Linked DNA regions of Homo sapiens: region 1 is linked to region 2. The links are chromatin loops, found by intact Hi-C in ENCODE. Cell type or tissue: PC-9. All regions are shown on one strand. Each heading gives the region's core, and the rest is flanking DNA. Links, peaks and the distances in the headings are about the cores only.

Region 1 (15,421 bases), core at 4,760-9,759, 74 kb before region 2:
AAAGCAACAAACTGAAAGGAAAAATTGAGTAAAAAGAATAAAGAACTAGAACTGGCAACCTCAGCCAAGCCAGGGAATTACATACATCTTGGAATTCCAAAGCAATGCTTCCTTATGAGGGCATAGGAAGAAATAAATCTAATAACAAGGCTGGGATTAATTCACGTGGTTTTCTCACATTTTGGTCTCAAGAACTTTTTACTCTAAAACTAATTATTGAGGACCCCAAAGAGCTTTTTATGTGGGTTATAGTTATCAGTATTTACTTTATTGGAAATTAAAACCTGTAGGATGTTTCAGTGGTCTTTTCTAGTTTGAAGGGTTTAATAATTTTTGGCTTTTAAAGAGCCCATAATCAATTAAAATATTTTATTTTCCTTTAAATTGTAAATGATTGGTGTCATAATGATGCTACAACTTAACTGGCATTACAATACTATACAAATACGTTCTATTGTATAAGTCACAATAAGGTACATTATTAACTCTATAACATTTAGGGGAAGATAGCTGTTATCATATTATTTAAAGTTTTGCCTAGTTTCTTTGTAGTAGACTTATCTTTTCCAGGAGCCAGAGAACCCGCTATATCAGTTTCAGTATCTTTAAATGTAGAGATTGCAGCTGTGTGTTGAGAAAGCACGTTTCACTTAGCATGGGATGGGGACTTCGAGGTACTGGATATGTCACTGGCACCTCAGGGGAGGAAACCAAGATGCCCCTATATGATTTTAAACATGGTTTATTAAAGCGTGATACAGAAAAGTGCACAAATTGTCCACCTACAGCTTGGTGACTGTTCACAAATTGAACTCATCTAACTAGCCTCCAGAATAAGAAACAGGCCTTTACACACCCCCACCAGCCTCCCAATCCCCTTTTCAGTCACCTTCTCTGCAGTGATAACCACTATTCTATATTCTGACAGCATAGTTTCACTTGTTTTTTAACTTCACATAAATGGGATCAGACAGTATTGAATCCTTTGTGTCTGCTTCCTTCACTCAATATTTTCCTGAGATTTTTCTATATTGTTTATTCTAAATGCCCATTGTACGACTGTAACACAATTTGTTTATCCATTTTACTGTTCTTGGGCATTTGGGTAGTTCTCACTGTGGATGCTAAGAAGAGTGTTGCTATAAACATTCAGGTCTTTTGGTAAGCATATACCTGGCTTTCTGTTGGCTATTTATACCTAGAAATAGAGTTGCTGGCTTATAAGGTATGCATATTTTTAGTTTTAGTAGACATTGCAGTTTGTACCAATTCACCCACCCACCAATGTGAATATCTAATATTGCCTGCCTGTCTGTACGTGTGTACTGGTATAGCATTGTGGTTTTAATTTGCATTTTCCAGTGCCTAATGAAATAAAGCACCTTTTAATATGCTTATTGGACATATTTTTTTTCTGTGTTGTGCCTATTCAGTATTTTGCCCATTTTTCTGTTGGGTTGCTGGTATTGTTCTTATTGGTTTATGGGTATTCTTTAAATATTTTAAGTATTCTTTATTTGATATGTCCCTGTATTTCCTCTCTCCTCCCTCATCCCTGTTAACTCTCTGATGTCACTTCCTGCTATTTTACCCATGGATCGTCCCTTTCTAGCTACTAGAGTTCTTATTCCTTGAACATGCCAGCCATATTCCTACTCCAGGGCTCTGCACTAGCTCCAACTTATGCCTGGAATGTTCTTTTCCACGGTCCACATACACAAAATTAGAAATATAAATACATAGGATATTAGTATAAAGGCCCTTCTTTGGGTATCTATCATCCGACACCAATAATTATCAACATTTTGCAATCTTATCCATAAATACTTCAGTATTCACCTTTAATAGATAAATATCTTTTTTAAACACAGACACCATGCCATCATCATATCTAACAATAGTACTGTATAAGACCAGTCCATATTCAAATTTCCCAGTTATCTCAAAGACGTCTTGTTACAGTTAACATGTTTGAGTAAAGGTGTAAACAAGTTGTACATGTTGCTTTTTTTTCTATAGCAATATCACCATTCAAAATACTGTATATTTTACTTATTAAATTTGCCTTAAAATTTTTTTATATTATTTTTGTTTTAGGTTCAGGGGGTACCTGCGCGTGTTTATTACATGGATATGTTGTATAATGGTGGGGTTTGGACTTCTAATGCACCCACCACTCAAATAGAGAATTTTTCAACCTTCACCCCTCTCTCACTCTCCCTGCTTTTGTAGTCTGTGTCTATTATTTCCATCTTTTATGTCCGTATGTGCCCATTGTTTAGCTCCAACTAATAAGTGAGAACATGTGATATTTGGCTTTCTGTTTCTGAGTTACTTCTCTTAGGATAATGGCCTCCAGTTCCACCCATGTTGCTGCAAAAGGCATGACTTTATTCTTTTTTAAAGCTGCATTATATTCCATGGTGGATATGTACCACATTTTCTTCAATCTGTTGATGGACACTTAGGTTGATTCCATGACTTTTCTATTGTGAAAAATGCTGTGATAAACATATACTTGCAGTTATTTTCTTATATATGTATTTTTTTTTTGAGACAGAGTTTCGCTCTTGTTGCCCAGGCTGGAGTGCAATGGCTCGATCTCAGCTCACCGCAAACTTCGCCTCCTAGGTTCAAGCGATTCTCCTGCCTTAGCCTCCCCAGTAGCTGGGATTACAGGCATGCACCACCACACCGGCTAATTTTGTATTTTTTAGTAGAGATGGGGTTTCTCCATGTTGGTCAGGCTGGTCTCGAACTCCCGACCTCAGGTGATCCACCCGCCTTAGCCTCCCAAAGTGCTGGGATTACAGGTGTGAGCCCCTGCACCTGGTGGCAGTTATCTTTTTTATGTAATGATTTCTTTTGGGTGGATACTCAGTAGTGGAATTACTGGGTCAAATGGTAGTTATATGTTTAGTTCTTTGAGAAATCGTCATACTGTTTTCCATAGAGGTTTTACTAATTTGCGTTCTCAACCAGAGTGTGTAAGTGTTCTCTTTTCTCCACATCCACACCAACATCTACTATTTTTTGACTTTTCAATAATAGCCATTTTGACTCGTGTAAGATGATGTCTCATTGTGGTTTTAATTTGCATTTCTCTGATGATTAGTGATGTTGAACATTTCTTCATATATTTGTTGGTTGCATGTATGTCTTCGAGAAATGTCTGTTCTTGTCCTTTGGCCACTTTTTGATAGGGTCATTTTTTTTTCTTGTAGAGGGGTCTGAGTTTCTTGTAGAGGCTGGATACTAGTCCTTTGTTGGAGCCATAATTTGCAAATTTTTCTCCTATTCTGTGGGTTATCTGTTTAATCTTTTTTTTTTCTATGCAGAAGCTTTTTAGTTTAGTTAAGCCCCATTTATCTGTTTTTGTTTTTGTTGCATTTGCTTTTGAGGCCTTAGTCATACATTCTTTGCCTAGGCCAGTGTCCAAAAGAGTATTTATTTTCTAGGTTTTCTTCTAGGATTTTTATAGTTCCAAGTCTTACATTTAAGTCTTTAGTTCATTTTGAGTAATTTTGTAGAAAATGAGAGATAGGAGTCCAATTTCATTATTTTGCATATGGCTAGCCAGTTTTCCCAGCACCTTTTATGGAATAGGGTGCCCTTTTCCCATTGCTTATTTTTGTTTACTTTGTCAAAGGTCAGCTGGTTGTGGGTATGTGGCTTTATTTCTGGTTCTCTATTTTGTTTCATTGATCTATGTGTCTATTTTTATACTAGTACCATGCTGTTTTGGTTACTACAGCCTTGTAGTATGATTTGAAGTCAGGTAATGTGATACCTCCAGCTTTTTTCTTTTGCTTAGGATTGCTTTGCTAATCTGGCTCTTTCCTGGTTCTGTATGAGTGTTAGAATTGTTTTTTCTTTTTCTGTGAAAAATGACGTTGGTAATTTGATAGGAACTGTACTGAACCACAGATTGCTTTGGGCAATAAATTATTGCCATATTAAAGATATTGATTCTTCACAATTCATGAGCATGGAATATTTTTCTTTTCTTTTTCTTTTTTTTTGAAACAGGGTCTCACTTTGTTAACCAGGCTGGAGTGCAGTGGCACAATCATAGCTCACTGAAGCCTCAACCTCCCAGACTCAAGCAATCCTCCTGCCTCAGCCTCCTAGGTAGCTGGGATTACAAGTGTTAGCCACCATGGCTGGCTAATTTTTAATTTTTTTGTAGAAACAAGGTCTCTCTATGTTGCCCACGTTGGTCTCAACCTCCTGGGCTCAATGGATCCTCCTGTCTTGGCCTCCCAAGGTGTTGGGATTACTGGCACGAGCCACTGTGCCCAGATGGGATGTTTTTCTGTTTGTGTCGTCTATGGTTTCTTTTATTGGTGTTTTGTATTTCTCCTTGTAGGAATCTTTAACCTCTCTGGTTAAATATATTCCTAGGTATTTAATTTTAGTTTTATTATATGTAGCTATCGTAAATGGAATTGAATTCTTGATTTGGTTTTCAGCTTGAGTGTTATTGGGGTATATAAATGCTACTGATTTTTGTACATTGGTTTTGTATTCTGAAACTTTACTGAACTTTACTGAAGTCATTTATTATGTCTAGGAGTATTTTTAAGGAATCTTTAGGGTTTTCTAGGTATAGGATCATGTCATCAGTGAAAAGAGATAATCTGACTTTTATTTTTTTTTCAGTTTGGATGCCTTTTATTTCTTTCTCTTGCCTGATTGTTCTGGCTAGGTCTTCCAGTACTATGTTGAATAGGAGAGGTGAGAGTAGACAGGCTTGTTCAGTTTCAGGTCATAGGGGAAATGCTTTTGGCTTTTCTCCTTTCAGTATGATGTTGGCCATGGGTTTGTAATGTGTGGCTTTTATTATTTGGAGGTATGTTCCTTCAATGTCTAGTTATATCATGAAGGGATGTTGGATTTTTATCAGATGCTTTTTCTGCATTTATTGAGATATGTTTTTTGTTCTTAATTTTCTTTATATGGTGAAACACATTTATTGATTTACATATGATTTACATATGTTGAACCATCCTTGCATCCCTGGAATAAAAACCACTGATCACTGTAATGAGATGAACAGGGTACCTCAGTTAGGAATGCAGAAATCATCCACCTTCTGCGTTGGTCTCACTGGGAGGTGCAGACTTGGGCTGTTCCTATTTGGCCATCTTGCCAGATCTCTCCCCCAATTCCCTGATTCTGTCAACAAAGACCCTGTGCTCAGATGGGAAGTGCCTTGTTTAAGGTTACACAAACATAACTTGAGCTTTAAGTAAGTGTGAGCCTTAGGAGAGGAGAGAGGAGAGAGGAAAGAGGAGAGAGGCCGGGTTTGGCAGGGGTGGTGGAGTGACTGTGGGAGAAGGCAAACACAATTTATGAAACAGAGTGTGTGTCATAGATTCAGGGAAGGAAGCAGGCCATTTATCTGAGGTGGATGGTTTGTGTAATGGAGTTAGCTGTGAGATGAGATGGGTAAGAGGTTGGGGCCAGATTATGGAAAGCCTATGTATGAAATGAGGAGCCATTGAAAATGTTTGAAAGGAATGCTAGGAGATCACAAGAAATAATAACTGAGAATTACAGCTGATCCTGAGGTTGCTCAGAGGTTTGCTCAGAGGTTGCTCAGAGGCTTTCATTCTACTTTAACCATAACTTAACAATAAAAAATACATTTTACACTGAATCAGCACATGCACACACACACACGCACACACACACAGAAACTTAAGCTTGACAAGACAAGGATTAACCTATGTGTGCTATACTCTATTTTCCACTTCATTCCACTAAACTCTAAGCCTCCCTTTTTTGGAGACTGAATTTATCCGGGGGAGGGGACTGGTGGACGGCATCCTAAGTGAAAGGCGTAGCGTGACAAACTCCGGGAGCTTTGAGGGCAAAGTGTGATCTGGGTAGGTTTCCAGATTTAGTAAATAAAAATAGAGAACACTCAGTTCAATTTGAATTTCAGATAAACAATATTCCATAGCTTGGGAAGAGCAAGACATTCTGTGTGGCTGGAACACAGGTGGGTGTGAGAAAATGGCAGAGGCGAGTCTGGCGTGTATTGGGATCATGTTGTGAATGCTTATGAGAGAATAACCATCTTTTCTGTAGCCTCTTGCTCATATTGAAGGATAATTTGAGAATAATTATTGAATGCTTGAAAAGAAATTTAAAAAATACACACAGAAAATATGTAACCCTTGAGTCCTTAGCTCATTAACAATAAAGGTGGAATCCTCGTGTGTGGGTGGAATGATTATTAATTATTAACCATTGCATCTGAGTAATTCTTTCTTTTATCCTGATGATTTTGTTTCTAAGATGCCTTTGTCCAGGTGTTTAGTTGAGAAGGGGGAATGAGCACATTTTGCCACATATACTTCTTATTATATTCCAGCCTGAAGCAAGAATTTAAGTTATTAACAGTAATGGAATTAATAACGTGTGTGTGATCAACTAAGCAAGTCTTTGCTCTGTTTAAGTAGTTTTCCAGATGTCATCAATGCAGGTTGTCTGTATTTCATCCTCTCTTCCCTGTTTGTGGACCCTGATCTTCACTATATCATAGACATGGCTCCTGGCAAGCCAGGGAAGCCACCTGACCCAAGCTGAACCAGACAGAATTCAGTCTCATTTGTGGTTTTACTGGTAACTCAGGAGCTCATGGTAGCCATGGGTTTTTTTTTTTTTTTGCCATATGCAAAATCAAAGAAAGCCAGTCAACACTATGGAATTCACTGAAGAAGCAATTCAGTGAAGGTGGGGGAGAGTATATGCACTTGTATTAGAGGAAAAGCATGCTAGAATTAGAGAATGAAAAGTGAAGACAAGCAAAGAAGGGAGAGAGAGAGAGTGACAAGAGGGGGGTGAAAAGGAGGCAAAAGGAAGGAGGGAGGAGGAAGGGGAAAAGGAGAAGGGAGAAGGAGGGAGGAAGGCTGAGAGCCAAGCCCTACTAGTTGTGCAATCCCTGGGTTCATTACTCTCCTAAAGTGACTTGGTTGCATTCTATCTGGTTTGTGAGATGACCTTTCACCTTCTGATGAATTGCCTTTATGCTTAGGATCACTACAGTGGGCTCTGTTACTTAAAACAAGAGTACTAATTAATAAATCAGATCACTGAAGTCATATTGACCCACTGTGATTGCTATGGTTTGGTGGTGATTATGAGAAGGGTATTTACTCAGCAGGTAGAACTTGGCCATAGAACTCCTTCATGGCAAATAGGAAGAAGCATGGCTTTTGTTAAACTGAGCACATACATTGCTGAGCATAACACAAACTACCCTGGTGCATAGTTTCCCTTTTCCATCTAGAGCTTGTTCTGGATTTGTTCTGGGAAAAGCCTATGGGTTTAATTTGGAGCTGGTTTATTTCAGTCAGTTGGGGAGTTGTTTTGTGGTACTTTTAACACTACTCAAACAAATGTTTCCCAAGGTGAATTCTCTGTTCAATGAAACTAGCAGTTACACAGTGGAAAAAAGAAAGAAGGTGGTTCTGTGGTCAGGCCATGTTTGGGTTAACTGCTTTGTAGTACCTCTCAAAGCCTTTACTATGCTAGTTTGCATTGTAAATTTCTAAGAGGCAAAGAGTTGATGTAGCATTTCCTGAGTTCACTTGACCACAAAGCGGGATATGTCACTGGACTAGTGTCTCCCAGGACACACTGGGGATAAGATAGATAGCTGAGCACATATGAGTGGATGGCCACCACTCCAGTGTGCAGGACTGACAGTGAGAAGGACCTGTCCAGTAGCTGCCTCTTACACATTGACCTTGATTTTAAGGTGACAAGAAAATGATCTGACTGCCAGTGATTCTCCAATACTCTTGACATTTCTAAAGAACAGGTTATTAAAAAAACATCTAACACTAAAAGGGAAGCTTGGCTCAGTTTATATTCAGATCAAAGAGACTATGGACAAGGGATCTGTGGAGAAAATTCAGGCAGTCTGTGAACTTGAATGGGAATAAAAATTGCATCTTTATTTTCATTAACTTCAGGCTGAAATTTAGCATTTCCTTCAGTTATTAATGTAGCAACAGACCCCATAGTTTGAGCAGCACCCATTATTTGTCAGTAATAGAAATCTCAAATGTATTCACATTACATCACAGTTCCTGCAAGTTTCTCTAAATATTTATGCTTCTTGTTACTTTGAAATTATAGTTAGGCCTACCACTAGGTCTTGTTACTCTTCTTCTTATTTTTTTGGATGTGGAGATGAGGTCTTGCTATGTTGTCCAGTCTGGTCTTGAACTCCTGGCCTCAAGCAATTCTTCTGCCTCAGCCTCCTTAGTAGTTGAGTTTATAAGCAAAAGCCACCATACCTGGCCAAACAAAATGTTTTTGATGATGGCCACACATTAAACACGGCGCCTGGCCCATGATAGTGCTTAATGAATATTAACTGATGTTGTTAATCAGTTAATCACGACCATCATCATCGAACTAAGCTCCCATATTTGTTGAGTGTCTTAATTTAGACCCAACATCAGGATATGAGGCAAAGTAGGCATTTTAAAAATAAATACTAGTGAAACTAGATAGAATTATCTTCCTTGTCACTTCTTTTGGGTATTAATTATATATCAGAAAATTTCAGGGCTGGGTGTGGTAGCTCATGCCTTTAATCCCAGCACTTTGGGAGGTTGAGGCATGAGGATCACTTGAGCCCAGGAGTTTGAGACCAGCCTGGGCAACACAGTGAGACTCTATCTCTTCAAAAAAAAAAAAAAAATTAGAGAAGCATGGTGGCACATGCCTATAGTCCCAGCTGCTTAGGAAGTTAAGGTGGGAGGATCTTTTGAGCCTGGAAAGTCAAGGGTACAGCAAGCCATGATCATGCCACTGCACTCCAGCCTGGGGGACACAGTGTGGCCCTGTCTTAAAAAAAAAAAAAAGAAAGTAAAGAAAATCTCAGGGCTTTATAAAAACCATTAATTTGTTTATTAATTTATGCATTCACTTGTCAAATATTTACCTGCTAGATACTCTATCTTGGTCTATTTCTTCAGGTGACTTATGCGGGGTTTGAGTGGAGGTGCAGGGGCCAGTAAATGGGAAGAAGTCTTTATAATCTGTTTGTTTAATCTTCATCTCTCCCAGTCCTCTCTGTTTACTCCATAAAATTAAAAGAAATGCTGCCATCTGTTTCTAGCACTGTGCTCTGTGCCTCAGGATGCTTAGAGAAGCTTAAAAACAGTTCAGGTGGCAAGGCGCAGTGGCTCACACCTGTAATCCCAGCACTTTGGGAGGCCAAGGCAGGTGGATCACGAGGTCAGGAAATCAAGACCATCCTGGCCAACATGGTGAAACCCTGTTTCTATTAAGAAACACACAAATTAGCTGGGCTTGGTGGTGCGTGCCTGTAGTCCCAGCTACTCGGGAGGCTGAGGCAGGAAAATCGCTTGAACCCAGGAGGCGAAGGTTGCAGTGAGCCGAGATTGCACCACTGCCTTCCAGCCTGGTGACAGAGCGAGACTCCATCTCAAAAAAACAAAAATAAAAACAAAAACAAAACAAAAACCCAGCACAGGCACTGTTTACAGTGTGCTTTTCACTTACCTCAAGAGACAGAGGTATCCTCTCTTTCAGGTTATTTGGGGGATCTAAGTGCCTTTGGTATAATCTTCCTTGTGCTGGTTGAAAGAGAAAGTGGAGGATCAGGTTAGGTGAGAATATATTCTCCAGGGTTTAGTAGAAAATACATTCTGTAGGGTGTAGGTCCTGAAAGATATGCTCCATTCCTAACCTCTACGCCACATGCCTGTGAATGTGACCTTATTTGGAAATAGTCTTTGCAGATATAATTAAGGTAAGGATCTTGAGATGAGATCATCCTGGATTTAGGGTGAGTCCTAAATCCAATGACATTGTCATTATGACAGAAAAGAAGACAAAGGGACCTAGGGAAGGAGGTCATCTGAAGGTGGAGGCAGAAAGTAGAGTAGTGCAGCCACAAGCCAAGGAACCCCAGGAGCCATCAGAAGCTGGAAGAAGCAAGGAAGGACTCTTCCCTGGAACCTCTGGAGGGAGAGTAGTCCTGATGAAACTTTAATTTTGGACATCTGGACTCTAGAATTTGAAAAGAATAAATTTCTACTATGTTTGTGGTAATAATTAGGAAACTAGTACATTTTCCTCAGTCAGCAACGAAGAGACAATACCAGTGCTCAGCCAATCTGATGCTTTGCAAGACAAACATTCAGTCAGAAGCAGCATCATCACGTTTTCTACTGATCCAGAGTCCAGCCCAAATCCTTTTGAGCTTCTTTTACCTACTTCTTCTAGCTTTCTTACCCCTTTTTTTCTACTTTTATGGTAGAGTCAAAGGCACCAAAATGCATTCAGAGGGTTGTGTCAATGAGTCGATCTTATTGGAGTGACAATTTCTATCTGATTTGATGCTGTATAAACAAATTTCCTTCCTACTGTGACAGCTTAGGAAGCTGGAATCTGGGGGGAGATCCATGCGATGTCAAGTCAAGAGTTGGAGATGGAAATAATTCATATAAGAGAAAAGTCAGTGTATGTGTGTGTGCACCTGTGTGTGTGTGCACCTGTGTGTATGTGTGTGTGTCTAGGAAAGAGGCAGGGTGGTGGCTTAAGAACCTAAGCTGTGCTAAGCTGTCTCTGACTCCACTAGGTTATGGGGGTATTCAAGGACAGTGTTGGTATCTGGCATTTAATCTGATTTTGTGAATCCTACAGAATTTTTAATGTTAGAAAAGAGAATTTTGTTCCCAGAAAAACATGTAGTTGAGAATTCATACAAACTTTTCTGTTTTCTGGGAACATGTGCAGTGTTTAACCTACACTAAAGAAACTAGTGTGTTTCACTGGGTCCCTGAAACGTACAGGGATAGTGTTTGGAGTGATAGCCTTTTGACACAAACTTTCGTGCCTTTGTCTCTGCTCAGGGTGGTAGTGGGTGGTCACAGATGGTGGCTGACTTTCTTTAGAACTAGGGAGGGAGACCCCTTCTTTCTCTGGGCATTATTCTACTTTCACTCCGGAGAATCTCACCCCTCCTTGTTCAGATCATTTTCCCTTACTGGCAGGAGAAAGGGGACTTTGATATGCAGCAGTTCAAGAAAGGAGGGCTTTCCATGGAGGGCATATTTCTGGGTTGCTCTGCTGCATGGAGTGGTGCCTTCCTGGGAGCCATTTATAGAAATGACTGGAAACCTCTTAGGAAGGAATTTAAGATAAGAAAGGAGAGAATGGGGGAACACAAATTTGGTCCAAGGAAAATGGCTCAGTGTGAAACGGGAGGGGTGGCTTTTGCACTGCCTTCCTACTGTTCCTAGAAACTTGTGCCAGAATCTTGAGTAGTGGAGATGGAAAGAAAAATACGTTGAAGCTCTTCTGTCACCGTAGTTTCCATATGTAGGAACTCAGCTACATTCAGAGGGTCAATGCAAAGCCCACATCCCTGGGGAGCAGAGAAGGCTGGCCAAGGCCCAGAGCAGCAGACAGCATGGAGCAGGGCGGGAGCCTGCTCCACAGAAGCAGGTGGAGCAGGGAGGAGAAATCCTACTGCACTCCAGGGGCCTCCCAGGGATATTTGGGAGGTGGGGTGGGCCAGGGCAGGGCTAGATTCTGCTATTGTGGGTGGGAAGCAGATCCAGGGAATCAGGGTTTTGTTTGTCTTACCTGTTTCTGTTATGGTGACCTTGATTTTGTATCTAGGCTGGAGAGACCTGGGAAACACTGGTTACATAGGATTATAAAGCCTGTCACATCACAGGGAGGGGAACATCACACACCAGCGCCTGTTGCCGGGTGTGGGGCTAGGGGAGGGATAGCATTAGGAGAAATATCTAATGTAGATGACAGGTTGATAGGTGCAGCAAACCACCATGGCACGTGTACACCTGTGTAACAAACCTGCACGTTCTGCACGTGTATCCCAGAACTTAAAGTATAATTACAAAAAAAAAAAAAAAAAAGAAAACACCTATCACATTTACTGAAAGCCTGTCATTGCTGGTACCCATTGAAAAACAACAAGCTCACTTTAAAAAGTCAGTAAGTCAATGAAAAGAACTTATGAGACTTGTGATTTAGTGAAATTGATTAATAAAAACAATTTACATAGATGTGAATAATAAACTTGAATCATGAAATAAATATTCAGAGTTAGGTCCCATTAAGGGCATCATTTTCTTTCTTCTATTCCCATGATAAACTTGCTGTCTTATGGCCAAAAGCTGCACCTGTAGCGACAAGATGGTTTGGTCCCACCCACCTGTGCTGCCTGGAACAGCTCAGTGATGAGGATGGGTAATGCTGGTAGACCAGAGTAGACTCAGTTCAGCCTCCTTCCTAATTCTTCGAGCCAAGGTAGTGCTCCAGAGAGCTTCCAGGAAATGTGAGTCTCTGTGGCCTTCTTTACTCTCGATCTCTCTCACCCATCTCAGATCTATTAGTCAGGAGGTTTCCAATATCTAGGGACATTTCAACATCTCCACTCAGGCCTCTACTGACCCTACGGCTGCTAACTTCCTGGAGCAGCTGAGAATACTGAAGATCAAGGACTCTCTCCTGGTGGCCTTTAATTGTGAGGAAATATCCTGCCTTTTTAATCCAGTCCTGCAGATACTGAGTTCCTCTGTGCTAGGCAGAGGAACCGAGGACTCCAACACGTATACCCTTAGGGGTATTGGGAAGATAAAATTTACACTGAAATCAAAAAGGACAGAAGAAAAAAACAGGAAGAACAGTGTCATGTGATGGCTAAGAGCTTGGGCTCTGGAGTCAAAGAAATTATATTCAAATCTTAGTTCCCAAAGAAACTTCGGAAAAGGTATCTTAACTTCATTATGCCTCTAATTTCTTATGTATGAAATGGCAGTCATAACAATATGACTGGTGTCATGGCACCTGGTTGACCCCATGCTTATGTAAAGGCACTGCCAGCCCAGTGGGTCCTAGGCACTTGTAGGGACCTAGTGAAGCCCAAGGAAGGAGCTTCAGAAAAGCACAGTTTCCCTGTGGTGAGGCACTGGGGCCTGGCCCTTCACCTGCCTGTGTCTGCTCCTAGGTTGATGTGAGGATGAAAGAGCTAAGTCATGAAAAGCATCCAGACAATAAGCACAGCAAGCACAGAAAAAACTCTCAGAAATGGTGCTGTTATTATTACCAATAGCAATAAGGCCCAGACTCCTGAGGATGGACAGTAGTTCCTGTGGGGATTTACTAGCAGCAGGAGATTTAGGGGAGCAAGAGGCTACTGGAGTGGATGTACCATTGGGCAGACAAACTGTGAGATGGCCTTGAAGATGCCATCAGGACATCACCAAGTGACTGGCCCTGGAACCGTGGGAGGCAACCTTCATTAAAGGAGTATGGGTTGAGTCCTGCAGCCAGACGAGAGTGGAAGATTTTTCAGTGTGCTGGTTTAAGGGCACGTGAAGTCTGGAGAAAGCCAGGCCCAAAGCCCAGAAAGGTCAGGGGGTGTTTGGGGAATGGTAAGTAAATTCCCTCCAATCCCAAGTTGGAGCAGAGAGACAAATGCGACAGAAGGGTTGATGCAAACTGTAAGATTGAAGACAGCAGTCTTAGGAGACTTTGGTGAGGGAAAAGAAAGCTAAGAGAAGAGAAGAGAAGGGCACTCCCTAGAGGCCAACAGGGAGCACAGGAAGGAAGCTCCCTGGACAATGGGGAGACGACAGAGGTCTTCCCAAAGCAGGACTCACCAGGTGAACTATTTGATATGGGTTGGCTCTGTGTCCCCACCCAAATCTCATCTCGAATTGTAATCCCCATGTATAGAGGGAGGGACCGGGCGGGAGATGATTGGATCATGGGGGTGGTTTCCCCCATGCTGTTCTCCTGACAGGGAGTTCTCATAAGAAATGGTTTTAAAAAGTCAGTTTCCCTTGAGCTCTTTCTCCTGCTGCCTTGTGAGGAAGGTGCCTGCTTTCCCTTCACCTTCTGCCATGATTGCAAGTGTCCTGTATCCTCCCGGCCATGTGGAACTGTGAGTCAATTAAATCTATTTTCTTTATAAATCACCCAGTCTCAGGTATTCTTTAGAACAGTGTGACATCGGACTAAAACACTATTTCTCCCAGCCCGAATGCTGGAGTGGGTGTATATGCAACTGATATCCCCAGTAACTGCGGGCTCCCTTTGGCTGCTAAGTGAATGGCAGGGAGGCTTGAGGCTGCGCTGTTCACTTTAGGAAACAGCGAGGTGTCTGAGCTAGGGAATCCTAAAAAGGATTACTGTCACAAATTGAATTGAAATTTAAGAAACACACAAACTGAAACAAGACCTTTTAATTTGTAGCCCCAAACAGGCAAACTGCTCTGTTGAAACAATTAAGCAGCTGTGATGAGGAGGGGCAGCAATACACAGCAGCTGCCCGGATTTCCAAGGAGGTTACAGAGAGTTCACGGACTTAGAACCACTCTAGCTCACCTGGCTCCACGTGGCGACTCAAGGCTCTGCACCCTTCCGGCCGCTAAGACAAGGCCTCAGACACGGGGTTCTGCCCTGTCTACTGTCAGCAGAGCCAAGCTGAGAAGGATGGGCACGAGAAAAGGTAATTGGCTTTAAAGGGTGGGGATGCAGGTGACCTTCGCAAGGGCAGCTTTTGCTGACCCTATAGGAGCAGGGGACGCACTCACCAGGCCGCGCCACTAGGGGACGCGGGGCAGACTCCCGGCCCTTCCTGAGCCCGGCTGTGGTGGGCGGCCCGCCCTTCACCCTCACAAGGTAGGGCTCTCACCAACACCATTTCCATTGTGTTTTTTATTTGTAAAGGAATACACGGAAAATTGGGTAACTACAGAAAACCACAAAGAAAAAAAAATTCCAGTCCCTAAGCGCTGGAATTCCTCTAACAGCCTTTTGGTGTGTAATGAGTGTTTCATCTTTTAATTTTTTAATTAAAAAAAATGTTTTTTAGAGTAACAGCTGGTATCAGAATTCCTTTTTGGGTGAAATTCCTTTTTTTCCCCCCTTTTTTCTTTTTGATAAAGATAAGCTGATACATTTTCTGGCTTTAGGATGGGACAATATACTGTCCCTTGGTACAGGAAGAAAAGGAGGGATGGGGCTGGGTGTCCTCTGGAAAAAGGGAGTCAGAGGTGGCTGGTGACACAGAGGAGGCATTTGTGGCATTTCATGGTGGATATTTTTGGGGTGCTGTGAAGAGGCATTAATGTTGAGTCTAGGTCAATGCAAGTAGCATAAATGTGTCAAGGAAGCAGGAGCTCAGGAGGAGGTGAGCACTGAAACCCGTGGGAAACTGCAGAAATCTTGGGGCAGGGTTTGGGATTTCCTAAACTGTGGCGAAATTATGGGAGTGAATCCACTATACCTGGAAATTTGGGGAAGGGAAGTCATCCCCCTGGGTTGTAAGTGTTCATGCTATAAATTTATTATTGGATTCATATTGGTATTTTATATATAAACTGCATAT
Region 2 (15,421 bases), core at 6,525-11,524:
ATTACTCCTATTTAGGTCATGACTGGTTGCTGGGGGATCATCCTCCCTTAGCTTTATGGAAGCCCTTCTGTGCAGCTGAGAAAATGCCTTATTTCTTACAGATGTCTTAAGGGATGTACAACCAAACTCTTACTTTAATCTTTACTCTGAGGGCATGTCTTACTGCAGTGCCCGTAATCTTTGTTCCCAGGAATTATCTTAATTTGAGAATCTTTTACTGGTTGAAAAGTCTAAATATGAGAATGCATTTTACTTTGAGTAACAGCTTCCTGCATTTCTGAGCCATGTTCCCTCTCAGTTCTGTTTTCAAATTTGCTAGTTCATGCTTGAGTTTATCTCTCTTTTATAGTAACTTCTGCTCATAGACAGCTAAAAACAAGCTGATGCTTCCAATATTCTGTCTGAAGATTTACTTGGACAAATTCAAAAGTTTATTAGATACATTTTCTATCTTCCAAGTTACCATAAATGACAGTTCAACCAAATATTTCACATCTATATAATACAAGCCTCCTGTAAGTTTTCTTACTATGTCTCTAGCCTCCTGTAAGTTTTCTAACCATTTTTCCAGCTTTAACACTTTTCTTGCCATTTTCTCAGCCTCATGCACCATCTAGTTCTAAAGCCAGTGTCTCATAATTTAAGTTTTTGTTACAGCAGCATCCACTTTCCAGCACCAATTTCTGTATCACTTCACTATTGCTATAACAAACTATCCCCAAACTCAATGCCTAAAATAACAATCAGGCCAGGCGCGGTGGCTCACGTCTGTAATCCTAGCATGTTGGGAGGCCAACCAAGGCAGGTGGGTTGCCTGAGTCTGGGAGTTCAAGACCAGCCTGAGAAACGTGGGGAAACCCTGTCTCTACAAAAAATACAAAAATCAGCTGGGCTGGTGGTGCATGCCTGTAGTCCAGGCTACTAAAGATGGTGAGGTGGTAGGATCACCTGAACCCGAGAGGTCAAGGTTGCAGTGAGCTGTGAACATGCCACTGCACTCCAGCCTGGGTGACAGAGCAAGACCCCCATCTCAAAAAATAAGATAAAGTAAAATAAAATAAAATAAAATAAAAGCAGTCATTTATTATGTTTTGATAATAGATGGCTCTGATCTACAGGATAAGAGAATAGATACAGAGGGGTGTGTAGTATTGCTATTAATACAATCTATCACAAAGATTAAGACTTTTTACCTTGGAATGGTAGAGAATACATTTTTATTTGTCTGTTGGATAATGATGTTATTTTCTTTTCACACTTAAAAAATGCTTTGATAAAACTGTACTGTTTTCTTCCAAAAAAAATCAATGACAGGTTTTTAAGTCTGCAAAACATCAGTAAATGAAGGAAGCTGCTGCTTTAAAGTTGCAAATCCAAGTTTGAAGCAACCAAAATTTCTACAAGCTCTCACTTCAAAGGGTAGAGAACTGAGCAGGGCAGCTGGATAGAAGAAAGTCTTCTCTTTATTGGCAGAGTCACTCTAGGAGCCAATATGTTTTCTGTATTCCAAGGCCCATGGAAGGAACATATAGAGCTTTGAAGTCAGTTGAACTGAAGTATTTGGGGAAAATTACTCAATAAGGCAGAGGGTGAGAATGCAAAAACTGGACGTGGTGGGAAGAGCTGAAGACCAGTATGACCTTAGGACCTGGGGCACTGCAGCACCTCTGTATGCCTGCAGAGAGAATGCAGTTTGCCGCATTCTGCTGTGACTTTATCTTGATGGTACCTATCAAAACTACATTCTCTTGTTTAGGTATATCTCCTCTACATACAGGGCTCTTCTTTGCTTCCCCTTACAAAAGCTTCTTCTCTCATCGAAATTAGCATTTATTTACGCCTTCATTCAACAAACATCTGAGCGAGTGAAAAAAGTGTCTGTTGAGGACTCTATCCTTTGGTGCTTTGTGAAACAGAAAGGGAAGGTTGGGTTCATAATAGCAAGAAGGGTAATAAGTATAATCTACATGATTGAATTAAAAAATCTTGCTCGCATATTAATTTTGTAAATACGGTAATTGGCTAATATTTGCATACTATGAAATGCTTTTACCAAAATATGACTGGAAAACAAATATGCTCCATTCTTTGTAATGTAGTGAATTAGTCAGGGAAGACTAATTGCTGTAGCAAAACTTCCCCAAACTCAGTGGTTTAACATAATCAAAATTTATTTCTTACTCATAACAGAGTCTCATGTGGATGGGAGACACTACTCCAAGAGGTCACTCAAGAATCTGGGCTCCTTCCATCTCGATGCTTCCCCATATTATATTATATAATTCCTTGTAGTTCACCCTATTTACCTGTCTGATGGTGATGAAGAATATGATGGTTTTAAAATGATCACGTATTATCTGTGACCTTTCTATGTGTGCATACCTCATATGCACTTGCGGAGATCGAACCTTATTTCCTTCCCTTTTAGTGTGGATGTACTTAGCGACTTGCCTCTACTGAATAGAAAAAAAATGGAAGAACAATCTTTGGAGACTAGATCCTAAAAAGCTTCCTGCTTTCTCTCTCTCTCTCTCTCTCTCTCTCTTTCTTTGTCTCAGGTTGCTAACTTTGGAGGAAGCCAGCTGCCATGTCACAAAAAGATTCAGGAAGCCATGTGGAGAGGCCCACATCATGAGGAACTGAGGTCTTTGCCAATTACCAGCAAGGAAATGAGGCCTCCTGCCAACAGCCACGTGAGTATCCTACCTTGGAAATGGACCCTCTAACTTCAATCAGCCTTCAAATAACTGCAGCCCCAGTTGATGGCTTGACTGCAACCTTAGGAGAAACCCTGAGCCAAAAACATTGAGGAAAAACACCCCCAGATTCCTATCAGAAATTGTGTAAGATAATAAATGTTTGTTGTTTTAAGCTGCTAAGTTTTAGGGTGATTTGTTATACAGAAGTAGATAACTAATACAGAGACAGAAGAATTACTTTTGGGAGGGTTTGATCATTCTGGGCCTGCAAGAAGCCTAAACTGCTTCCTACCCCTTTGTACTGATGAGAGCTGAGGCACATGGTCACACCTAAGAAGCTAACTGCAAGAGCACCTGGGAAATACAGTCTAGCCAAGTGCCCAGGAGGAAGGAAACACTTTGATAAATAGCTGGCCAGTCTTGGCCACATTCAGTGAGTTTATATTTGGGAATGTTTGGACCACAAGAATCTGGTGACTATTTATTCCAATTCAGACAAGATTCTTAGAGGAAATAGGTAAAGTCTTTGACATAGTCTCTTTTCGAGAATGATGCCAAAAATGGCTGGAGTTTGTCTATGTCTTTGGTTTGTCTAATTTAGTAGTGCTGTCATAACAACAGCAGCAGCAGCACCGCTACTGACAACTAACATTCATTGAACACCCAGGCATTGTAAGAAGCATTCAATTAATCATCACAACAGCAGAGTGAAGTAGGTACAATTGTCTCAATTTTACAAATGGGGACAATGAGACACAGAGAGGTTAGACAACATGCTCAACGTTTCAGGAACATCTGTGTAAGCCAGAGATCCAGCTCTTTAGCCTAAGTCTGTATTTCTTTAGGGCACTGGATTTCCTAACCTGCAAGAAGATCAGCAGTGTTAGCAGAATGTTGAAAGCAGAGATTTAGCTGTTCCAGAACTTTTTTCAGTGGATGGTGCGGGAGGAACCCTGACCTGCCCTACAGTGTGGAGAAATGTGGGTTGGGGATGCCCTTCACTGTGGGAAGTAGCTTGAAGATGCTTTAGGCACAGGTGTCATCCTACAAGCAGGTAGGAAGACATAAGGCAGAGCAGTAAAACTCCAATTTGGCTAAATAAATTTATGTTTGTTTTTCTTTAGCACAACTCTAGATAGGTGTGCTTCAGTTTCTTCTTCTGTGTACTAGGAATAAAAATACCTTCCAAATGGGCTTGTTATATGACAAGCTTGAATGACATGATATATGCAAAAACATCTGGAATATTTCTGGGTCTACAATCAAAAATTTTTTTTGGGGGGGGTATACCAATGCCTTTATATTCTACTGAATAGAGGCCATATCTTATTTATCATTATATCCTAAGTGCCTAGTACAGTATCTTGCACAAAGTGATTGCACAATACATTTTTGTTGAAGGTACACATGAATAAATGGTACAATCATTTCTTTTTCATTCTTTTTGGGAATGAGGAGCTCAGTCTGAGATGTGCAGTCTAATCATCATCTGCTCCATTTGGGGGCTGCTTAAGAGTTCCAAAAGTGCTTCCACATGCAATATCCTATGCCAGTGCCCCATCAGGACATTACCTTTGCCTGTTCCTGGAGCAGTGGGAGGCAACCCTTATTAAAGTACTTTGTCCAATTCAAGATTGAATAAAGTCTAACAAACTTAGTGAGTGCTCAGAGGAGAGCAATAAAAATGGATTAAATAGACCTTCTAAAGAAAGGTTAAGAGAATTGAGATTACTTCAGCTAGAGCTGCTGATGGGGGGAATAATAAATTTTCAAGAAACAAAAGAATATCTTGCAAAACTTGGTGGTTAGCAGTGGGCTGTTTCCCTGGAGGGCAGAAGAGAAAGAATTTTGATGACTTTCCTGTTTGGCATTAACAAGCAGCCTCTCTTGCCCTCTCTACCCATGGAATTGTAGCAGTCACTTGCTCTCTGAAAATTCTTTATTGCATTAGGACATCCTCTCCAGAGTGTTGTGCCTCTGAGTACTGTGAGGTCACTAGGGCAAAGCAGAAAAAAGACATATCAACTAAAAGGTTAGAATGTATTCATCTCTTGACTTGGCAGTTTGAAAGGAGAGGACCGTAAGCCCAATTAACCAGAGGCTCCAAAGACATTTATAGACATTACATCTCCCTTCTTTGACTTCCTAAGACTTCTAAGGTAGAATTCTTATAAATCTGCTACATTCCATAATATGTGTGTGCACAGCATACTCACTTTACTCTTGCTCAATTACCCCATAAATTTTATGGATAGGGGAAGGTTTCCTGGGAGAATGAGAGCTTGGAAATGGGTATTAGCAGTGCCACTAAATGTATGGTGTTCCTTGCTGAGCCCTGAAGTTAACTTACATTAACTTTATATAGCTTATAACCTAACAGATGTTTTTTGAGTGCTTTCTATGTGCCAGGCATTGTGTTAAGCACTAGGTATACAATGGTGAAATGTATGTATGTGGCCCTTGCCAATATAAGGCCCTAACACAGGACCTAAAGGCCAGTGAGGGATACAGACAGATCAAGAGGCAACCAAAATATAGTAAGATATGTGCTATATAAGATAATAAGAGAAACCAACCCAACCCAGAGTTAGCGGGTCAGGGAGAGCTTTTTGGATAATATGATGCCTAAGTGATCCATGAAAGATGAATAAACATTAACAATTATCATTAATTCCTTCTTTGGCCACACTATTAGTTCAGATATCTCTTATTTTGGAAATAGATGTCATTACCTAGCTCACTCAGTCACATTCCCTTTCCTCCCCAATTATTATTTTTCATCTTATTTTTAAATTATTAACAGCATAATCTAGCCATCATTTGCATCATTTAGGGGGGAAGAAAGTCTCCAGGTGTAGTTAGCTCAGGTGAGAGTAATACATACAGGTAGCACATATGTCACTGCAGTTCTGTTCATGAGGATCATCTAGAAAAGGATCTCTATTCACTTGAACTAGACAGAGCAGAAGCCCCACTAACATACATTTATACAGGAAGCCAGGGCACTTTCCTGGTATTGGTGTACCATTACAGTTTTTATTAATTATTTTTTGTTTATTAATAATCAATGAGGCCACCATGTAATGATAAAACTTATTAGAATTAAATATCAGCTGCTCGGTGTTAAATAATTAATTACAATCAGCCTCGTAGCAAAATACAAAGGAGTAACTGCCCAATTCAAGTGTTTCTCTCCTTTCTTGGGACAGTGCCCACACCGAGGGGATGGCCTTCGGTGGCTGTGTATCTACACTGGCTACAGCTGACTGATCCAGGGTTAGATTCCTGGCCCATTTTGGGCCAACTGGATGACATCTTAGGAATTTTTGAATTGGGTCAAGAAAAAATGTGAATTATTCTCTCTTGGTGGTGGCCATTGCAAGATATATTCTTGGGCACTGATAATGGCTATGTGCCTTCCTCTGGTCTGCAGTAGGAGGATGTGAAGAGAGAGACCTAGCCAAAACCAGAGAGAGGGAGAGAGGAGAGGAAAGGAGAGAGAGAGAGAGAGAGAGAGAAATAGAGTGGGAGTATGCATTTTAATGGCATCTATTTCTCTGGCTTTCACAGTTCCCAAGGCCCAGTTATTTCTGCGCCTGTGCTGCAGTTTGCTGATGTGAGAAAGATCAGTGCTCTTTTAATAAATTCCTTTGGTTCTGCCTAAGCTACATCAAGGTGGGATTTTGTCTCCTGCAACCAAGAGTCCTAATGAAGATAGGCCTTTAGTATAGTCAGAAACCTGCTTATTCACTACTTGGTGGTAGAGGGTTATGGCACAGAGCATAAAACTCACTGGTATCCTCCTTTGTGAGCTTGCACATCAGGACATCTTTTGAGGTACAGATAATTTTAGGAGGATGAATATTTGGCTCAGATCCCAAGGTTCTATTCTACACCTGCATTTGCAACCTCCATACCAGGTTGCAGGCTTCTAGCCCATCAGCTCTCATTGCTGTTTCCAGAGGGTCCTCTAGGTGGGAGGTCTTGTGCAGTAGCTGCCCCCACCAGGTTCTGGAGTAGGACAAAGCCAGGTTGGGATTTTAAATTTACTTCTGTGGGTAGCTGTGTAGCTTAGGAAATTACTCACTCCTTTGAGCCTTGGTTTTCTCTTCTATAAAATGGAAGCCTATACCAGAAGCAGTGGCTCATGGTGGTAATCACAGCACTTTGGGAGGCCGAGGCAGGTGGATCGCTTGAGCGCAGGAGTTCAAGACAGCCTGGGTAACATGGCGAAACCCCTGTCTTCACAAAAAATAATAATAAAAAATTAGCCAGGCACAATGGTGTGTGCCTGTAGTCCCAGCTACTCAGGAGGCTGAGATGTGAGAATCACCTCAGCCTGGGGAGGTTGAGGCTGCAGTGAGCCATGATAATCATGTCACTGCTCTCGAGCCTGGGCAACAGAGCAAGACTCTGTCTGGGAAAAAAAAAAAAGTAATCATTGAGTGTTGTTAGGATTAAAGGAGGCATTATGTATAAATTATTAGGAAGAACAGTTGGCACATAATAAGTGCTCAATAAATATTAGCAATCATTTTAATACAAACCAAGTCTACAAATAGGAAAGGAATGTGTTTTCCCACTCAATTGTTATAAGGCAATGGATGAGGTCAATTTTTAAGATGCAGAGAATTACTCTAATCCTGCTATAAAATAATGCAGGGACAGTGCTTTAATGCCTCAGAAGAGATCTAAACAAGATAAGGGCAAATTATGATTGAATTTCTGCTTGTGACATAATCTGACAGTTTTCGTTCTTCCTCACTCCCCAGTTGGAAAAAACTGCAACAAAAAACTGTCGAAACCATGCAGTGGACTTTCTATATTATGCCTCACTTCATCCTGAAATCCCATAGACCCTCTCCAGGGGGTTTAATTACCTGAACTATCCAAAGAAACTAATTACGACAACCCAAGGTTGCCCTGAAGTTGCATTTATGCTCAACAAAAAAGGTCATAAAATCTTCTCTGCTTATAGCTCCTGTTTATTTTTTCAGTTTGAGATAAATAAAGCTGATTGTAAGAAGAGTTTAAGGTCAGCCAAATTTGTTTCTGGCACTTTTTATTTTCTTTCTCTTCTCTGAGGTCCCTCTCTGCCCTTACTGCAAATTTCTCTCTTTTTGCCACCCCCCCCCCCTACCAAATTAATAAAATATTTGAGGCAATATAATTGTTGACAGTGCTTTACAGTCAGACATATGTAAATTTCAATTTCAGCTCCAAATTGGTGGCAATAACATGCACCTCTTTTATGAGTGCATATGTGCTCAATAAATGAGAATTATTGACAATTATTATTGAAACTAATTTATATTAAAACATCAAAGTAATGGTTCTTGAAATATGGTCTGGAATAACTTTCATCAGAACAACCTGGAGCTGTTATGAAAAATGTCAATTCCTAGGTCTCATTCTGAAGCTACTGACCTCTGGGAGTGAGACTCAGGAATTGGCATTTCTTAACAAGCTCCTAGTTAGTTCTTATGCACATTAAATTTTGTGAGTCACTGAGATTATACTTGAAGATGACAGAAGTCAAGTCAATGTGTTACCTTTCTCAGTCATATTTATATTTTGGCCTGACTTATAACAGTGGGGTAAAAGAATTTGGGACTATGTCACAGCGATCAATAAGCAGTAGTAGAAAGGCTTTTCTGAACTCCAGGGATGCTTAGTCTCTGGAAATCACACTGAATCCACATCTCAAGCTGACTCCAAGGGTCATTATGCTTTTGCTGTTTGAGCCCTTAGCTTCTTAGTAGCTGTACTAAATTGTGGATAGTACTGACACACCTTGGGCATTTGCAGTGTGGGGGGCTTTTTCAGTTACAGTGACTGAGTGGGTCCAGAGATGCAAATGTCCTGCCTTGCATAAGGTAGTTCTGCACAGTGAAGAAGTGTCCTGCCTTGGAAACCATAATATTTCTGCTGAGGGCCAAGGCAAAAGGAGCAGTTTCCTATCACTGCTCGTCTGTGAAGTTGGAGGCACATTTCCCAGAGCACCTAGTAGTAGAAGACCAGTGACAGATCCCCAGGTTTTTGTCTGCTGTGCTATGTGAGACCTATCCTGCTCCTGCACAGGAATGTCTCCAGCCCTTCCTTGCCTGGATACCTTCCACCTGCAGATAACGCCTTCCTTCTGTATTATAGTACAAGAGGCTGCAGCTGGAATTGTCTTCAAAGCAGAGGCAGAGTGACCATAAAGCTAATGAAGCTTGAGCTTCTGAGCTCTTCTCTTGCCTAGACCCTTGTGAGTGCTGGGAGCTGTAGAGTGGGAGAGGGAAAGTCAGGCTCCCCCAGGAAGCTTCAATGTAAGCGTTTCTGACTGATTGTCCAGAGGGTCTCATGGGAAAGGCACCTGGATCTCCAAAGTGCCAGTAACTTGTCGTGACTTATTTTGTCATCTTAAACAAACATTTGTTTAGTTTTGCATTTGTTTTTAAAAAGCCCCTACTCTCCAAATTATATAAACTGCAGACTCCATAAAACCTGGATCTTCCCATGCTTCTGATTGGGTTTTTTTTGCTTTCTGAACATATTTGTGTGGGGCTTAATAGATTTTCATATGAATATAAAATGATGAGCCTATAGTGGTGTCTTGGGGCCAGAGGTGAACTGAATTTGTGTTCCATATTTCTTTGGCCAAAGGTAGTTTATGGTAGCAAATTCCCTACATTTCCAAACTGCTGACTCGAGGTGTTCTCAGGTTATACCTGTGCAGAGATGACCGAAGCATGTAGGGCTAGTCAATATAGCAGTGGCTGGAAGAACAGGTAGGGTTGAGCCAGCCGATGTGACACACAAGGGCTAGCTGATAAATGCATTCCTACATAACCATCGCAGCACAGTTAATCAGATAATTCTCCACAGTATCATTCCACTGAAGGGTTAGTCCTATTGAAGAAGATTCCAGTTTATAAGAGTCATTGAAAGAATCAATAATACCTGGTGGATGACGCATTCATCTGTAATCTAGACTTGGCTGCTACTGAGTAGCTTGTAAGTCTTTGGCAGATAATTCTATCTATGGACAAAAAGGGGGAATGAATTAATTTGCTCCTCTCGAGGGAAAACTATGTGTTGAATATACTGACCCAATTACCTTTGAATTTTATTAAATATGAGAAGCTATTTGGCATAGAATTTAATATCCACTCTGCTTTTTTCAGATCTCCATTGAAATAACTAATTTTCTGAGAAGCTCTGTTCAACTCTTTGTTGAGGTTATCTTCACCTCTTTTCAAAAGACTTCCATTCTCCTTCTACCTATGTGTACCACAAACAAACTTACCTTGATCAACCCTGTCTGCGCTTCAGCATATTTTTATGCTAAATCTAGGCCAGATCAGTGTTTCTTAGACTTTAATGTGCACCAGAGTCACCTGAAGGGCTTGTTAACACAGATTTCTGGTCCCACTCTCCAGGGTTTTGGATTCAGCAGGTCTAGGATGGGGCTGAGAATTTGCAAGTCTAACAAGCTCTCAGGTGATGCTACTGCTGCTGGTCTACGACTGCACTTGAGAACCACTGGGCTGGACAAATAGACCCAAACTCTGGCTGATTATCAAAATCATCTGGGGTAATTATGACCAGAAAGGATGCCTGAGGCCCATACCTGAATGCATGAGAATCTCTGGGAGTCTGGGTCAGGATGGAAGTGAGGTGGATAGGGCACCCTGAGAGCAAATGTTTTCTTAAATTTTGCATCCTGAGCACCTCACTCTAGTCCTGGCCCTGCCACCAATTTGCACTTAATGCATCAGACTAGCTGCAGCATAGAAATCTCTCTAAAGCTTGCTGGAGTAAATAACAAGAGTGTGAAGTAGCCTCTTAACCATTTATAGATTGGGCTACTTTTTTTAACAAGGGATGCTAGTGCAGCGATATTTTTAGAGCTAAAAATTCACAGGTCGTGAGCTTACTAACTGGTTTCAGCTAAATTCCTTCCTTGGTATGGAACCTTTAAGTTACTCAACCTGTTGAAGGTTAACTGCTAATGAACCACTGACCTATATACTAGGAAAATATAAAATGCAATGGAGCGCATATTGGGATTAGAGCTGGGAGATGTTGATGGTGGTTGCTTCTCTTTCCTTGTCAATCATATGTATGCTTGCAAATAATATTTAGTGATTAGCATGTCACAGTAGCAAAAGTACTTTTCTCTCTAAGAATAATTTATTTTGAAATAATTTCAAACTCACAGAAAACTTGCCAGAAGTTTTACAAAGAACTCCTATATCCCCATCATCAGACTCCCCAACTGATAACATTTTATTGCATTTTCTCTATTGCACTGGATTCTTTTCTCACCCATGTCCCTCACCCAGCTCACTCTCTCTCCCACCTCCCCCACCTTGCTCGCTCTCTCTCCTCTTCTCTCTCTCTCTCTCTGTCTCTCCCCCACCTTCTTTTCTTCTCTGGTCTAGGATCCCATCAGGGCACATAAAGGACATTTGATTTTCAGGCCTCCTCCAGTCTGAAAAAGTTCCTTGGGGTTTCTTTTTTCCGTGTTCTTGATGGGTTTAAAGTATGAAGCCCTTTCATTTCAAAGGGTGCTCTCAGCTGTCTGATGTTTTCTTGCCACCATTCTTAGGTCATGTTTTCTTGCAGGAACATGACAGAAATAATGCCCTTCTCAGGGTATCACCTCAGGGGGCACTCTCTTGATGCATCCCACCACTAATGACATGAACCTTCATCACCTGGTTATGTTGGCATCTGTCAAGTTTCTCCACCAGTTTTTCTTTTGTGCTTAGTTATAATTTTGTGGGAGGTATTCCAAGATTATGCCAATATCCTTTTGCTTCTATGATGACTGCCAAATGATGACTCTCCATTTTCAGCACTTTTTCTACATTTTTTAGTTGCCATTTTATTGTAAAGCAAGGTTTAATATCATGTAATCATAGATTTCTATTTTATTTAATGAGTTGTCATTTGACACTTTCATTCTTCATTTGATGCTCAATTTTTCTACAGTTTAAATGGTGGTAGCCCCTTCATGACATTTTCCCATCATTCATTGACTATTTTCTTATTTTCTGGCACAAGGAAAAGATGCCCCAGGCTCATCTTGTTCTTTCTGTGACTCAGCCCAGGAATGAGCCATTTCCTCAGGGAGACACTTAGAATCCCCAAACTCCCACCAAATAGCATTTATAATTGAGAATTACATGTTAAGAATTCAGTTAGCTTTCTAAATTTAAGCATATGCATATCAACAAATGTTAAAAACTCAAAACACAATGTATACGTTGAAGGAATAGATAAAAATGGGAAGATAGACCAGTGAAAAGTTTTTATGGTCATGGTCTTTGTTTATTTCTTCTTGAGTTATACCATCAGCTGAAAAATGTACATACCTCCCAACATTTTATTTGCAGTCTAAGTCTCTTCAGTGTTAACTTGCATCTAGTTAGTCGGTTTCCTTTCTCTGTGGCTGGTTTGGTGGCTTAGATGGACCAAAAGAGTTTTGGCTGTTGACCTTGCAATATATCCCCATGAAGATTTACTGAATGGGACAGGGTGTAGAGTTCAATCCAGTTTGCAGTTTGAGCATAAGAAAGATTCTGGAAAAGACCTGCTTATTGTATGTAGTTTGTACAAACCAAAGATGGTGTCCTGGGAAAGAAATCTGCTGATAACATAATTCTAGTGGTGTTCTTAGAAGGTCAAATTGTTTCCTGCTGAGTTTCCTTGCCAAAATAATTGACTTGCAACCTGGAAACAGCAGCAAGAAGGGTGAAGGGAGAATGAAGGCATTATTGCTTCCTGTGAATTTTTGCTTTCCTGAAAAGATTCAGGTTTTCCAAAGTTCTCTGCTATTTTAAAATTCTAATAAGAAGCAGACCTGGCATCTTGTAATGGTTGAGTTCGTATGGTAATTGCATTACAATAAATAGCTGAAGTGCTAGGCCCATAAAAGTGACCCAAGACCCTCTGTTCTCTTGCAATAGGGGACTCTTTAATAGCCACAGATTTTAAAGGGTCAGTGTCCCTTTGGACCATTTCTTCCAAGCAGAAATAAGCAAAAGTCTACCTTAAGGGCACTGTGTTAGGTGTGAGTAATTTTATGTCTTTGCTAAGTTAAATGGTATTATTAGCCAGAGAAAGTTATGCTGACACAATTTAGGCAGAAATGATATAGGAGATTGTTGGAAAAATCAAACCTTTTGTTTTTCCAAACAAGAAATTAAGCTATTTTGGTGTTATTGGGAGGAAAATAAACTGAAAATTGTAGTATTAAAGAACACATTTGTCTTTAGGATGTGGAATAAGAATACCAGAATCTCCAGGTTTATAAATTAGATATATGAATATGTATTTCATATTCCTTTTCTCCTAATTTCCATTATTCATGGAATTATAAGCATAGAGGAGAAAAAAATAAACTATTTCTAGGACCGACTTCACTGCATTCAGATCTTCATGTTTAGGCTATGGTGCTCAATGGAATGAGGGATGGGAAAGATGTATGAAACCTAGATGTGCCTGTGAGTAGCTCATGATTATGCAGGGGATCGGGGGATTGTATAAGTGTTGCTATGAGTGCAACACAAAGCTCAGTGTGAAATAAACCCTAGGAGTGGCAAAACTAAATGTGATCTAGGTTAAGGAAGAAAGATGTATTTAGATGAAACTATTTGGAGTGTGTGTGTGTGTGTGAGAGAGAGAGAGATAGAAACAGAGAGAGAGAGAGGTACACAGAGAGAAAGAATAATGCAGATGTTTCTAAATGGAAAGGGCACAGTTATACTCGGCACATCAAAACAAGAGGACTAGCAGGTTGCCCATATGGGTATTCACACTATGACATTTACCTTGGTAAATTCACTAGTGTCCTAGAGACTGGCTTACAGTATTTCAGTTTCAAAAACTGAGGTCTCAGTGTACCAGAGTTGATTTGGCTCAGTGATGTTGACTCAGTGTAGCAAAGCTTACATGGGTTTAATGTACAATTTATTAATCCACAATGGGAATTACAATCCTCACTGAGCAGAACATTTATGTTAGCATGCGCACAGTATTCTTGTAGGCCTACATGAGCAGTTTACCTGCAGTTGTGAAATCAGAATCTGGAGGATTGGCTGTTTGATTTCAAAATGAAATGGCATCAAGCTTAACGGACTGTTGTGTCCATTTCCTACGTGAGGGTACCCTTGGTCATAGGACCCATCAGATACATCTTTGAGCCATGATAAAACGTTTTCCCCTGGACATTGCTCAGACTAGCACTGCTCACGGTGGGCTCTGATGCTCTTCCTTGTCTTTTTCCACAGGTGACTAAAGATCCTGTTTGGTTTGACCCATTCTATCCCCTCTACTCTGCAGAGATTAAAAGCAGAAGATGGTGGATTAAACAACAGAATTGGCTAAACTAAAAAATGGTTTAAAATGATGCATACACACTTACATTTTTAAAAATTAATAGTTTTCGATGTAAATTCATCCACTAATCTTTTGATATAGAACCACCATATCACATTTTCATTGATTCTTAGTTTGGATTTCATAAATTATACCCATTATGTAATCTTTACGACTTCCAGGGATGTGTGCGTTACAATCATTTAAGGTGACTTATAAAGCAATCTGAGGGCAGAGTTTTCCCAGATTTTTGTGATTTCCCCCTCGCTTCAGGCTTTTCTTATTTGCACTTAATTTGATAGCAGTTTACTTTCATCCCAATCAACTTTTTTAGTTTTTCCAAAACTTTAAATTCAATAGAAACAACTATTTTTAACACTCATATTTCATCGGTTTACTGAGTAATTAAATCACTTAATTTAAATATTTTGAAAAAAACATAATTGACTTCTAGAAACTTAAACTCAACATATGTATGTTAGAGGGTAGTTACCCAGAAATGAACATGTATCAGACACATCATAGCAGCATTAGGGAGGTTTGGTGAATTCAGGAAGTTTGTAGTGTGTATTGATCACTTCAGTTACAAGTAAGTCTTGCTGGCCCAGAAGTCCTTTCTCCTTTGGCTTTGCATTTCTCTTTCTTGGTCCCTTATATGCTAATGAAGAATCAGAGGGCAGCATATGCCTCAAGAGATTAGTTTTTTCCCTTTTCTTTCTAGTGGGAGGGGTGCCAGGAAAATCATTTTGGAATCACTAATGGCAGCCACACTCCACCCCACACACAAGAAGGGAAGAGGTGACTAACCCTGACTGATGGGAAGCTTCCAACAGGAGTCAATGTAGCACATATAGCTCTATTATCCAGGGAAATGGAGTAGCCTGATCTTTTGAGTTGAAAAGAAAAGCGACTCGCTTCCTTGGATTAATTTTTGGGAGGATCAAAAGGCAAAGGTTCCAGGTTTATGAGATGTGATGCTAGAACTAATCCTGACACAATGTTCCTTGGGTGCGCTGGTTCTCTGAATGGGGATGGGAATGTAAAGAGGAAAAGATGAGCTGTTAAGAATTTGGGATCCTGAGCATGGGGTTCTCTGGACTGAGGTCAGCCCTAAGGGGCTGGATTTTCATGCCTGTGAATCTGTGCGGTTTGTGCAGGGCTCTGGGTCAGCCACACACCTATTGACAAATGTCTGAAACTCGGATTTAAAGAGAGGAAAGCATGGTCTTTCAATGTTATGTTAGAGCATTGCTTAGGAGGGCCACCCAAGGTTACTTCATTATCTAGGGGAGTAGACTTTGTTTTAATTTGCTAATCTTCTACCAGTTAAGGCCCAGATTCTGTGAAATTTT

Evidence for each region. Hi-C counts contacts between places; a loop is a spot of excess contacts. Peaks named below come from ENCODE experiments on the same cell type or tissue, not always from the same donor. Only the 100,000 strongest peaks of a DNase experiment are listed, where the experiment ranks them.
Region 1: it touches region 2 in a loop (12-fold over the local background); 1 of 110 quality-filtered maps calls a loop at or near these places.

The regions. Positions count from the first base shown.
Region 1 is chr10:89,839,469-89,854,889 of GRCh38, forward strand. LINC00865 (long intergenic non-protein coding RNA 865) reads left to right here. Exons shown (of 4, transcript NR_038382.1): 4 at 1-1,393. LINC01374 (long intergenic non-protein coding RNA 1374) reads left to right here and starts at 14,438. Exons shown (of 2, transcript NR_149080.1): 1 at 14,438-14,539. In PC-9, for the core only: no CTCF peak of the experiment used is centred there; DNase peaks (open chromatin) are centred at 6,683 and 9,703.
Region 2 is chr10:89,912,078-89,927,498 of GRCh38, forward strand. It overlaps LINC01375 (long intergenic non-protein coding RNA 1375), which reads right to left. Exons shown (of 4, transcript NR_110655.1): 4 at 3,412-4,694. LINC01374 (long intergenic non-protein coding RNA 1374) reads left to right here. Exons shown (of 2, transcript NR_149080.1): 2 at 2,559-2,879. Among named protein-coding and RNA genes, the nearest start is that of LINC01375, 38 kb to the right of the region's middle. RefSeq lists an enhancer at 8,884-10,083. In PC-9, for the core only: no CTCF peak of the experiment used is centred there; a DNase peak (open chromatin) is centred at 9,554; H3K27ac peaks cover 1,787 bases.